Linked DNA regions of Homo sapiens: region 1 is linked to region 2. A link is a contact called in ENCODE Hi-C or POLR2A ChIA-PET data. All regions are on one chromosome and are shown on one strand. The core of a region is the stretch at or near the end of the contact, and the rest is flanking DNA. Distances in the headings are between cores, read along the strand shown.

Region 1 (6,843 bases), core at 3,145-5,644, 34 kb after region 2:
TGAGGAAAGAATATGGAAATCTTCAAAAAGGAGATGAGATTGAAGTGGACCTTGAAAGATGAAAAGAATTTATTAAAGTAACAGTGAGAGGAAAAGCACTTGAAACGGTAATTCTTAAATTCTCCTTTTTTTCCACAGCAAATGGAGAGGCCTCTGGAAATTTATGGCTAAAGAGATGTTCAGAAAGTGTAGGGGAAAAGATTAAAATGAGGATAACAAGTCATAAGGTTGATGCATGTTTCTAGAAAAAGGAAAATAAAATAAGGAGAAGATACTGAAAAATATTACCAAAGGACATTGGGTCTAAATGACTGAAGGAGTACGACAGTACAGAGGAAAAACTTGAACATTTCACTTATGTAAACTAGAAAAATGATGGCACAAAGGAAGTCCATCCACTTGGTGGCAGATATGAGTTTTGCCATAAATGTTTAAAAGTAATTGAAAATGTAGGAATATACATAGGATAAGAGGTTAGGACTGGAGATTAATCTCTTAATTACAATTATAGTTGAGTCCAAGAAACCATAAAAACTTTCTGAAAACAATCTAGAACAAGAAGAGCAGAAGAGCAAGAAGTGAGGGGTTTAGAGAGGAGAATCGGAGGGTGGAAGGTGAGGTAACCGTGTCCTGTGGCAATGCTAAGGCAGAGCAGAAGGTGGTGTCAGCAGGAGCCCTAACTGCAGAGGAAAATGAGGGTTAAGAAAATGCCCTTCAGTGTGGTTAGAAAATCACCGAAGTGGCCAGGCACGGTGGCTCACACCTGTATTCTCAGCACTTTGGGAGGCCGAGGTGGGCGGATCACCTGAGGTCAGGAGTTCAAGACTACCCTGCCCAACATGGTGAAACCCTGTCTCTACTAAAAATACAAAAGTTAGCTGGGCACGGTGGTGCGTGCCTGTGGTCCCAGCTACTCGGGAGGCTGAGGCAGGAGAATTGCTTGAACTCATGAGGCAGAGGTTACAGTGAGCTGAGAGTGTGCCACTGCACTCCAGCCTGGGTGACAGAATGAGATTCCATCTCAACAAAAAAAATCACCAAAGCAACCTTGCTGGGTCCCTGGAGACACAAAGCAGGTGCTGGGGACTACAGTTACATGCAAGTTCATTGTACTATTTGCTCTACTTTTATGCAATTTTGAATTTTTCATTCTCAAGTTTTAGAAAATGTGAATGAGAGTTGAGGAAAAGCAGGTTAGTGGAAGAAAAGAAGTAAGAAGATAGTTTGGGACAACAGCAAATATCCTTCCCTCCTTGTCCCTTCACTGCCACAATTTACTATTTAATTTATTTTATTTTATTTTAGACAGAGTCTCACTCCGTTGCCCGGGCTGGAGTGCAATGGTGCGATATTGGCTCACTGCAACCTCTGCCTCCCAGGTTCAAGTGATTCTCCTGCCTCAGCCTCCCAAGTTGCTGGGTGTGCACCACCACGCCCGGCTACCTTTTGTATTTCTAGTAGAGATGGGGTTTTGCCATGTTGTCTGGGCCGATATTGAACTCCTGACATCATGTAATCTGCCTGTCTCAGCCTCCCAAAGTGCTGGGATTACAGGCGTGAGCCACTGTGCCCGGCCTCACTGCCCCAATTTAAGAAAGAAGTACTGGGCAGTGATGAACAGTGCAGGTTTTAGCATAAGGCCTTCTGGGTTGAAATATTAGTCCTACGATTTATTAGCTGTTGTCCTTGGGCAAATCATGGCAAATCACCTAATCTGGTATTAATTGAATACTACTGACTATGTGACAGGTACTTTGCATAAATTTTTTCACATAATCCTCACCACATTCTTCTAACGTGGTTATTATACCTCAATTTTCCAGTTCAGAAATATCAGTGAGGGGACAGGTGTCTAAAGTTATAGCTAGAGTAAGTGGTAAAGCCAGGAATCAAATGTGTATCTGTAAATTCTACTAATGTCTAGTTTTGTGTTCTTAAGTACTAAGTGATATAGAGAAGGAATAACCTATGGCACCATGCATTCGATTAAAAGATAAGTTCCTAACAATGATATCAAAGGATATGTAGGTATACTTATCAAGTTCTTCATGTTCTCATCTGCTCCCATATTTCAATTTTTTCCAAATTCCAACCCTCAGAGAGAAAACACTCATTCGAAGTTGCTTAAATTGCCTCAGCTTTTAAAATCAATGCCAGTTTGCATAAAATAAAAATCACAAGATATTCATGTTTCCAAAATCACTTTTAAATATCCCACTAATCATTAACTACTGTCTCAACATAGCCACACCTAATAAGCTAAAAGCTATTTATAACTTTATAGGAAAAAAAACTGTTTCTTCTACCTCCTACATAAGTGTTTGTGCTCCCAACATCAGTGGACTCAACACATTACTTCCCATTCCTAAATTGCAGGTGAAACTCAGTTGCAAGAGCATTTTTGTCTAGATCACAACCACCTTCTAAACTTCTTTGTTGTTGTTTTGTTTTGCTTTGTTTTTGAGATGGAGTATCTCTCTGTTGCCCAGGCTGGAATGCATGGCACCATCTCAGCTCACTGCAACCTCTGCCTCCGGGGTTCAAGTGATGCTCCTGCGTCAGCCTCCCGAGTAGCTGGGATTACAGGTGCCCACCACCACACCCAGCTACACCTTCTAAACTTCTGCCACATTCATATGAGCCCCTCTCCAATCCAATCTCCATAGAGAAACCAGAATAATCCTATCAAAAGCAAAATCAGATAATGTTGCTGTTTTTCTTTTGCCCTCTGGAGGCATCACTCAACCTAGAAACAAATCCAAGCTCCTCACAAAGATCTTTCAGTCCTGGCCAGTTACCTCCCCAAGCCACATCCTAGCTTACTTCTTGATTCACAGTGAAACACTGAGACACTAGTTCAGTTTCTGCAACAAGCCATGCTCCTTCCTGACTCAGGGCCTTCTCATACTCTGTTCCTCTGCCTGGATAACCCTTTGCCCAATCCTTTATGTGGTAGGGCCACCTAAGTTCACCTCCTCAGAAATTCTTTCCTAACTCTCTAGCCTAAAGTTGGCCCCAAAGGTTATATATACTTACTGACCTTTTTTTTCTTAGAATTGATTTCAATCTGTAATTATGTATTGTTATTTTTTGTTTATATACTGTTTTGTCTGTCTCCTATACTGGCTATAATTCCACAAGGGCAGAAATTGTGTTTGTGTTCTCTCCCTTCTCCTTTATTTCTTTCTCTCAATAAACAACCAAACAAGGCCTAGCACACAATTAGCAAGCAATCAAAGTTTACTGAGGAAAAAAAAGGAGAACAGAGACGACAGAAGGAAAGAAAAAGTCAATTTAACTGCTAGGATCACCCAAATACGATTTTTTTAAATCACAGCTTAAAGGTCTGTTCAGGCATTTCTCATTGTTTCTTAATACTGATTGATGTCTACCCTTTTTCACATATATATTAGATTGGATATATAGGAAGAATGTCAGAAACGAAGTAACAATAAGACATAGTGAGGGGGACCTAAAACTGTTTCAGGCTCCTACACTAAAATCAACTCCAATAAATCCTATAAGATTCTATAAGATCCTAGAATGGTATAAATTTCCAGGTATTTTTAAAATTCAATGATCATAGGGAAAATGCCATTAATCGTGGGGATGAGAAGAGGTAAGGCATTTCTTAAAATGACTTTCAGTATATACCTTAATGCTAGTTAATTTACCTTTCCAACCCTTATTTGTTGGCTTCTACTGTACATAAACTAATAATAAATAATTAAATGAAAAGAACAACAATCAAAAAACACACCAGGATGCTTATGTCTTACAACTTTAAAAATTCTTATAGATTTTAAATCCTGCATCCCTAGTTATTCATACATTGAGGAGAACTCTACATTTATCTTTTGGCATAGCCGGATTCTTCCGATGCGATCTGAAGAACTTGTGTCAGGAATTCTTATGACAATCTCCTGGGCATCAACCCTCCCCCATGTGCAAATACCGGTTTTATTCATTAACTGACTATTGTCTTTACCTAAAAATCAAGCTCTCTAAAGGAAAAAGGTTGTGAAAGTTTCAACTGAAATTACTCCTATGTTCCCCTGTAGAGAGAGCTGAAAGATCTTTCAAGGACATTAAATAGCCAGAGGTGAAAGGGAGCAACTAACAGGAAGGAAGGGAGGATTCATTCGCAGGAGTCACTATAGGAAGGTCCTCCACTGTGAGGTCGTCAGGATGAACTAAAATTGGAGAGTTCATCTGAAACAACTGGGCATTCTTGATGCTTGGGAGTTACAAGTTTGTTGTCTTTAAAAAAAAAAAAAAAAAAAAAAAAAAACCTATGTGCTGCCCTCTAGAGGCTACAAAGAATAATGGCGCCACCTATTAAAAACTGAAAGGAAAAAGTACAGGCAGGAAGAATTTGTCTTTGCCAAATGTATGACCTAACGTGTTACATTTAGTGTCATACTTCAAATTAGAGAAGTAAATTAATATCATGTACGGGAAATTCTGAATTTGATGCAAATAATGATTCTGTCTGAAGACCCAATTCTGGATCTTCCTTTTTTTCTTTTTTAGTTTTTTTACATGCATTTTTAAAAATGACTTTACTAAGGTATATTTAGATACCATAAATTTGGTCATTTAAAGGGTACAATTCAATGATTTCAAAGTTCATTTAAACCAGATTGTACAATGATCACTATAATCCAATTTTGGAACATTTCAATCGCTTGCAGTAAGATCCCTCTAGCCAGTTTATGGCTAATACCCACCCATTCCTGCCCCAGCCCTTGGAAATCACGAGTCTACTTTGTTTATCTATAGATAGGCCTCTTTTGTTTTTAAAACAGAGAAGTTTAGAATTAAATGCTTCATAACATGACAAGGCAATTCCTCCTTTTTGTAGTGCTTTTCCTTCAAAATGTCCTGCCTTGATCAGTGTCACGAAATGGGGGTTAAATCCCTCACCAAACCAAACTCTGGGGAAAAGTACCTGTAAATGCCTAATTCTCAATGTCTCACACTCTGTATATTTAACCTTCCACAGATTTGAGGGTGATGTTAAATTTGTCTCTAATGTCTCTGAAAATTCACTCTGGGTATACTTTTAGCATGCAGTCCAACAGTCCATTTCAAAATAAGCTTTCACATCCCAAGGTTTTATAAAGGATTCATGGTTTAAATATCTGCCTTCATTAATTATGAGCAACCCATTTTTAACAGAATTTTTTTAATCCTAAATTATTCACTTCTTTAATAATGAACTTATTAAAAGTCTCCGTTTTGAATATCTGAAGAACATGCTAGTTCTGGTAGTATAAAGAGCCTATGTTGAAAATGAAGATTCCCAAGAACCCAGACTCTTGGAAGGTTAAGACCAGAGGCTCTAAACCATCCTTTGTGGTAAAAATCCAGCTCTTGAATTTCTGTGTAACCCTGAGAAGGGTACTTAATTTCTCTGTACATTGGTTTCCTCATGGACAAGTGGAGATAATAAGAGTTTTTATTTCATGTATAAAAATGGTGAGAAGTGTACTTGGAGCATAGCCCTTGGTGACTGTCTGCAATCAACATTATGTGAAAGTTATTTTACCAAGGATAATTATCATCACTTCTGTTTGAGAATAAAGACTGGATTTGTAACTGGTGGTAGAAAAAATGACTGACAATAAGCAGATTGAGGATCTGTAATTATTAATTTATCATTCCTTGTATCACATCCTCTATGGCTCTTCAAGACCAGCTGTGGTTTCAGTGCATTTCCAAGCCTAAGGAACAAACCAGGAAGAATGCAAACACTGGTCTCAGAGATAACAAGTCACATCAGAGCTTACGTGCCCCGATGTGTTGACTGTCTAAAGCTTTTTGTATTGCCTGTTTTAGATCCTTCTGAAGGGCATTTCCCTCACCACATCCAATTGATGAATTGCCTTTTTCACAGAGGTCAGGTTTTGGGATCAAGGCAAAGGGAAAGTGGAGGAAATCTGGGCCTGGATAACTAAAATAAAACAAATTAGACAAAAGAAGAAAGCAAAGATAGGTATTAATGGTTTGATTTTTAAGTTCCTTTTTCTCCTAAGCAATTGATGCTTTAATTCTTACGTACAGCGCATATCTCTGTGAATCAAAACCAGTAGAGAATCAAACCACTATAATTAATATAACAAGGCCTGCTGACTCACCTCCACTAAACACAGTCTCTAAAAGCCTAAATCTGCACATTAGTTGCGATTAATTCTTCTCTCCTCTTTCAAGCACCGTAGAGCAGAGCTTTATAAATAGCAAAGTGTGTTAATTTAAACAAAATATAAGAAACCAATTTTTTCAAGGTGGTAAAGACTGGCCTGCATATTTTCATTATTGCATAATGGTTACCTTTAGCCCATAAACTACAAGGTCATAGTAAGGTCACAATGAAGTGGCAAATGTAATAAATGGGAAGAAAAGTAACTAGAGACCATATTTAAAGTGACTTTTTTCCCTAACTAGGTAAATAAATGTCCTTTTAGTATAGTTCATTCAGTAGGGCTGATTTAAAATAGGTTTTCTATTTGAATCATTCATCCACACCCTATATGATGATAAAATTTCTTTTAAATTTTCTTTTTAGTGCTTTTTTTTCACCTTAAAACATACAACCCAGAATTTGCTAAGTCCCAAATGGTTTAATTTAACTTAAAGGGTAAAGCCACCCTTGGCTTAGAATGTGCATACACTAACATTCAAAATAAAAGAAGGTGAAACAGGTCACACTGTTCAGATTGTGAAGATAACATTAAAATTGGCAAAGAAGAACAAAAATGAAAAGAATAAGTCCATGCTCTTTGTGTTTCTATAAAACCTATCCCTTACACCAGGTGGTGGTAATCCAATGCTAGGAGTTCA
Region 2 (6,951 bases), core at 3,586-6,085:
AGTGAGATAATGTGTGAAGTTGCTAAAAATTAGCCCTATTTTAAGGTTAAACTATTTGCCAGGTCACACAGCTGGTGGAAGAACCGTGACTCAAAGCCTGAACTTACCTCAACTATCATCCTCCCTCCAGTTTCTCATAACTGTCTCCATACACCACAGCATTTTACCAGGTACTCCTATTTTGGTAGAAAGTCAAACAGTGCAAGTATCAATTTAAATCCACCTTGTAAAATTACGATATTATCATTTTTACTGAAATTTTTTGGTAAATCACATTGACCATCATATTGAGTCAGAATACTATTAAATGTCTGAATACTTGTGTATTTAACTCAGTGGAAGTTTTGTCTTATTTTGTTAAATTATGTTAAATGAAAAATTTCAAACTAAAATATGAAACTATTTAATAAATACATAGGTAATTGTGTTGCTGATTGGCCTGCATAGTGTCCTTTGGTATCAGAAATGACACGCTCCTCCATACAACAGTTCGGCTAAGACTTTACCTTGCCATCTTGAAAGCAATAGCCTTGTTACAGCCTGACATGGTAAATCTCCAGAGTACAGTTCTTAAATAATGAATTTCAACAGAAATGAAATGTAGTCTATTGTACTAGCCCTTGATCCTCAAGATATACTTTAAAATAACTTGTGAAACTTTCCACACACAGATACACACACACACAAAACCACACATAACACACATGCATACACACCCAGGCCCAGTCCCCTTGGACCACTGAATCAGAATTTCCAAAACAGGGTCCCAATATGTGTACTTTTTAAGAACTCCACAGGGGATTCTGTTTAAGAGTCAAAATTCAGAAGCACTCCTAGGAAGTGTAACATTTGTTTCCTCTGACAATTTTTAAGAATAATATTTTATGGCATTGTAGGAAAATGATGCTGAGCAATATCTCTAAGGATTCTAGACGATGCTCCCTCTTAATATTTCCAATCACACCACCTGCAATAACCCTAACTTTTCCAGCCTCTATTTTAATTTGTTAAAATAAATGTGACACCTACAGAATTTTAGTAATAAGATTAAGACAGCCCCAACCTTTGAGTGTCCCTTTAACAAACAAGGTATAATTGTAAAGGATAGCCTCTTTCTAAATATTTAAGGCCCCTTGTAGAAATGCTAAGTGGACATTATTTAAAGACTAAGGTACACAGAAACCTGACACACTCACTTTTAATAGGGAGGTAGACTGTTGTTTATTTAGCTTTTGAAATCAATCCTAAATTTGGCTTTATGGAACCAAAAAAGTCTAGCTTTAAATTAACAGACTGCCTTCTATTGTCCAAGGGATAATTTGAACTTCACTGAGACATGTCTATGAATGGAAATAAAAATAACTCACATTAAACTCTAAGTACTTCCCCACACGCAATTCACTTGCCACAAGGCCCATTGTTCCGTGCGTGGCTTTTAAGCAGCCTGTAGGAAATTTTCACTGAAACAATTTCCCATAACCAAGAAAAGGAAGGCCAAAATGATTTCACTCAAAACAAATAAAACAAAACACAAAACACAAAAAATCAAAAAGCTTCCTAAGCTTTCAGCATCTAGGGTATTAAAAGCAGCTCTGTCAGGGTAGCAGGAATGGGAAATGGGAGGTTCCCATAATACTCTAAAATTCTGTGGCTTTAATTTTAGCTCACTTTCCTCCTGCACTTCTAAACAAAAATCGACTCCAGATGAGTCTTTCTGTTCACAGTTCTACATGCCTCCCCCTCCCTGCCTCACCTCATCCATCCTTTTAAAAACTTAATTTTAAACCTAGAAATATTTCAAATATCTAGAAAAGTAACAAAAATAGTAGGAGAAGCATGCCTGATTTAAAACAGGTGACCATTTTGCTGCATTTGCTGCAAATCTCCTCTGTTCCCTCTACTCCTTTACTATCCAGGTCTAATCCATCTTGAAAAGAACCTCCCTGATCCTATCTGGTCAAGATTATCTCTCCTCCAAAATACATTTTTCCTAATTCTAATTTTGACCAATTTTATGTTTCTTCTCTTGTCCAGGATACTTCTTATAAACTTTACTGGTTTAATTCACTCTTCTTCTTAGCCTAAATTAATTTCTTTAGTGATTATTGTTCCTCAGATTTTCTATTTCATCTTGAGCCAATTTATGTTTTTTTAAAAAAAAAAAATCCATTTTATCTAAATTTTTAAAATCATCAGCAATTTTTTTGTATTTACTTAAGATTTTAATATCACAAGTGAATCACTGTTCTGCCCATTCCCATTTCTAATAATGTTCATACATCCCTCCACACTTAATTATTTTCTTTAAAAATCTTGGTGAAATTTTGTCTATTTTATTAGTATTTCCTTTTTTTTTTTTTTTTTTTTTTTTGCCAGTCATGGCCAGACCTACATTCACACCTTTTTAGTGAACTGTTAACTCTGAATGTCAAGTCCAGCAAATAAACAGGGTGAGAGGAAAAGTATATTCAGCTGCTTCCCTTAGCCCTCGCTGGTTCTTTCTAGTCTAAATCATATCTGAGTGACCCCTCCCATGTGAAGAATGAAATATCATGTCCTCTGGAAAAATAAAAGTATAACTCAAATACTTTGTTGATGACAAGGTAAAATACTAACAATATCAATAATAAATTGATCTGGATGCGCAATACACAGAGGTCAATCTCTTACCATTCTCTGGAAAATTGCATTAGTTGGATTGCAGATGTCAGAAAAGGTGCCAGAGTGAGAACAGGATTTAAGCTAATAATTATAATAATTATAAGAATATCACGTTTGCATTTACCAAATACCTATATTTACCAGTAACGGATTTTAACATCATTAGCATCACCCATTAAGAATATCTGTCTATCTATCTATCTATCTATCTATCTATCTATCTATCTATCCATCTATCTATCCATCTATCTAGAGAGACAGAGATTAGATATAGACAGTGTGTGTGTGTGTGTGTGTGTGTGTGTGTGTGTGTGAGAGAGAGAGAGAGAGAGAGAGAGACAGAGAGAGAGAGAGAGTGACAGAGACAGAGATAGAAAGAGAATGTATAATCATGTACCTGAAGGTTCACAGCACACTTGTGGATCATATTATAATAATCCCAGATTGCCAGGGAATCTAAGGTCAAGATAGGCTGAGTAACTCACTCAGGTAATACAACTTGTAAATGGTCATTCTAGAATGAGAATACAAATCTGTGTGACTCAAAACTTCTCTCTTTTCACTGTGTCTTGCTCACCTCATTAAAGAAATTGCTAGTTAAATTATGAGGATGAGGAGGTCATTTTACATAAGGGAAAGATACAAGTAAAAGTAAAGTGTGGGAAAGTGAAAGGCACCATGGAGGAGATAGGCAAAGTGCCTATTGATAATGGGCAATGCTTACTACATACCAGGCTCTGCTGTGAGCACTAGGCCTGTGTGAACTCATGGAATCCTGTAAATAACCCCATGGTAAAAACTTCTATTGCCCTCATTTGACAGAAGAAGAAACCAGAGAGCAAAAAGATTAAGTAACTTGCCCAAAATTGTCTGTGTACTAAGTGAGGGGTTTATATCCAGGCATCTTACTTCAAAGCTGCCATTCTTAATAGGTGATAAAGATGAAAAAGTGGAGACATTTTCAGAAGCTCTCTAGTATCCTCAACATAGTTCATTATTTCTAAGTGTGTCTTCTGGGTAACACTATTTGTGTGGAGGTGGAATGTTAATATGTTATGTGAACAAAAGGTTTTGCTGGCCAATTGGTGAAGGCTATGCAAGGTTTAATGCAGGTAAACAGGTCACTTTGTGACAGGATTTCCCGAAACATCTAAAATATATCACTATACAACTTCAGATGGCCAAGAAAAGGATGTAGGACACAATGTTCTCTCTTCTTTTTTACTTTCTTTTTTTTTTGGGGGGGGGATGGCGTCTCGCTCCATCGCTCAGGCTGGAATGCAGTGGCACGATAGCGGCTCACTGCAGCCTCTGCCTTCCGGGTTCCAGTGATTCTCCTGCCTCAGCCTCCCACATAGCTGGAATTACAGGCACGTGCCACCATGCCCGGATAATTTTTGTATTTTTAGTAGAGACGGGGTTTCACCATGTTGGCCAGGCTGGTCCCGAACTCCTGACCTCAGGTGATCTGCTCACCTCAGCCTCCCAAAGTGCTAGGATTACAGGCATGAGCCACCGCGCCTGGCTGAACTTTGTTCTTTGAGATGGAGTCTCACTCTATTGCCCAGGCTGGAGTGCAATGGCACAATCTTGGCTCATTGCAACTTCCACTTCCCGGGTTCAAGCAACTCTCCCACCTCAGTCTCCCTAGTAGCTGGGACTACAGGTGTGTGCCACCATGCCTGGCTAATTTTTGTATTTTTAGTAGAGACAGGATCTCATCATGTTAGCCAGGATGGTCTTGAACTACTCACCTCAAGTGATCTGCCTGCCTTGGCCTCCCAAACTGTTGGGATTACAGGCGTGAGCCACCATGCCCAGCCCAAACACAATGTTTTCTAATCTTCCTTAGAATGCTTATTGTTTCACAGAGAAGCTGGGGACAGATATATTCTCATAAGTCACTTCTCCTTGGCCATGCAGCTAGTTAGTGGCAAAACTGGGGCCAGAACTGAAGACTTCTGGCTGCTGGACTAGGCTTTGTCTAGGCACAGACTGAAATATATCCTTTGAACAACGTACAGTAATTTAAGGTTTTATGAGCAGGAAAAAGCCGGACACAGAATATACTGAAGTGGAAAGAGAGGAGTAGCCTGTACCAAACTACTACAGAACTCAAGAATGACATGCAAAGTGGCCTGGTCTAGGATGTGACAGGAAGGAAAAACAGGAACTAAGAATAAAACCAAACATTCAAGAACATAAGTAAACCCTAAGGGTTTCTAGGAACCAATGGTTGCTGTGAGAGACAGACCTTGCTGACCTACTGGGATCTCAGCCATAATTCTGAAAAACCTAAGAGCAGGCACTGAAACCCCCTCTCCAGCTCTCTCAGTGTATTCCAGGGAGTGATCAGTTGCCAAGAGCCATGCAAACACTACTGAATTGTGTCTAGTCATTATCCGAGAATTACTTTTAAATCTAGCTATATTCTTCCTAACAAAAGCCAAGAAAATCACGGTCAAACCTTTGAACAAATAAATGTTCAGTTCTCACCCCTTGCCTCATCCCCCATTACTTCCCTTCTCTACGACGTGTGTGTGTGTGTGTGTGTGTGTGTGTGTGTGTGTGTGTGTGTGTGTTGTCTTTCTCTAGGGTCAAACACAACTGAGATCTAAAAATATCTTATTTTTTCAGAACAACTACACTAATTGATGCGTATGGAGAACATGTTAGTCATGTTCACAAAATGCCAAAATAAATATAAAACTGTATCCTCAGGAAGTCACACACTCTCTAAAGTATACAATCCCAGAAGCCAACTTTTATTAACCCCTCTTTGCCTTTGCTGCATTTTTAGAAAATCAAAATAGTTATCTCTTTCAGAGTATCACATGATATTAATGATTAGTTCACAGTTCCTTTTCCATATTTTGGTCCCTTATCATCTAATCATTAAGTCCAACTGTCTTTAAGGTAAACATTTTCTTTTTGCTTATGCATATACTTGACATACATAAATTCCTTCCCATCATCTTGTGGCAGAGACCACAAGCCAGCCACTAATGTTTCTCTCCTCCTACCATATACAACCCAGCCTCCCTTGCAGTTAGGTAAAGTGACAACCTTGTCTCCAACAGAATGTGAGTAGAAGTAACAAGTGCCATTTCAGATCTAGCCTTTACAGAATGACCATGAGCACTCGTCCAGATGCTGTTTCCCTTCTAGTGCCTGGGATGCAGACATCCTGAGCAACACTGGAAGCCATGTGCTGATTTCGAAGCTACCATCACTACAGGGCCCTGAAGAATACAGGAGAGCTGCTGTGCTGTCCTAAATGCCTATAACTCCAGGACTCTTACGTGAATGAGAAATAAAATATTATTGTGATTATCCACTGATTATTTTGTGGTCTCTGTGCTACTACTCCTAGCCTAGCTTAACAGAGAAAGTGAATTGACAACTTGAAATGAATTGGGACTGTAACAAAGGCTCAACACTTAAGTATTAGCTTAGTGGCCAAAATCAGGTAGCAAAAAAACAGACAAAACAAGCTGGAATACTGGCAACTCATACCAATGAAAAAACATTCAGTAAAACTAAAGCCTACAGCTATTCGAAAGGCAATCCAATTGCCTAGTGAAACTGCAGCTTCAGCGAACAAGAGGGTTCAAGAGGCCATGATGTTCTTATATATTGTTGATTTTTGCCACTGACTGCAAGGTACGACAAGAAAAAGGTTAGTTCAGACAAAAATTAACTAGAAATGAAAAGGAATGAGAGTGTCAAGAAATTTGATACTTTGAAGAGCTGAAAAATTACACTGCATCTGATTCCCAAAGAGCAAAAATAAATATAAAAGCTTTGAAAAACAAAATTCCATTAAAATTCCCAATTCACAAAAGACTTAGTTCTGTAACAAAAATAGTATTGTAGCTAAGAATAAAGCCACCCCACCAATTCCCCCAGTCTGTTGTTTCAGATGGACTCAAGGTGGCCACCACTGAGTAGAGAAAGAAGCACGGGGCATGGAAAGAAAGAAAAAGAGCAGAGTTAGGAACTACATTTAGAACAACTTTTCATGTGTTTCCTGGTCACGGAACTGACTAGAAGCAATATATCAGAACCTGTTAAATTTCTGAGGGAACTAAAGTACTAAGAAACTACAAGTCTATGGTTTAAAAAAGCAAACTCTCTGATTAAAATTTCAAAAAAGCACTGTGAAACTAGTTCTCAAAAATACTTCCTCCTTCCCTTCTCCTCTATCCTCACAGGCTGCACAAAACAATATTGGGGCTTCAGACTTACATGGAAGGGATGGGGGCTCTGAAAGCTACACAGCCCTCACTG

Evidence for each region. Hi-C counts contacts between places; a loop is a spot of excess contacts on that map. ChIA-PET counts read pairs that join two places held with the same protein, here RNA polymerase II (POLR2A). Pooled maps may share reads with other maps.
Region 1: a map of endothelial cell of umbilical vein shows a loop between it and region 2 (2.3-fold over the local background). The contact joins two enhancer-like sites. A Hi-C loop is called at or near these places in 6 of 168 maps with a recorded cell type or tissue (B cell, PC-3, ascending aorta and 3 more), 3 of 37 single-sample maps with no recorded cell type and 10 of 50 pooled maps. POLR2A ChIA-PET finds 5 or more read pairs at or near these places in 2 of 52 experiments (BJ and activated CD4-positive, alpha-beta T cell).

What each region holds. Positions count from the first base shown.
Region 1 is chr7:18,353,807-18,360,649 of GRCh38, reverse strand. It overlaps a transcript of HDAC9 not described here. Among named protein-coding and RNA genes, the nearest start is that of HDAC9, 140 kb to the left of the region's middle. RefSeq lists a silencer at 2,650-2,944. Within about 2 kb of position 4,394, at least 3 of the 41 ENCODE cell types and tissues checked have a DNase peak (open chromatin) inside an H3K27ac peak, as active enhancers do.
Region 2 is chr7:18,388,340-18,395,290 of GRCh38, reverse strand. It overlaps a transcript of HDAC9 not described here. Among named protein-coding and RNA genes, the nearest start is that of HDAC9, 100 kb to the left of the region's middle. Within about 2 kb of position 4,835, at least 2 of the 41 ENCODE cell types and tissues checked have a DNase peak (open chromatin) inside an H3K27ac peak, as active enhancers do.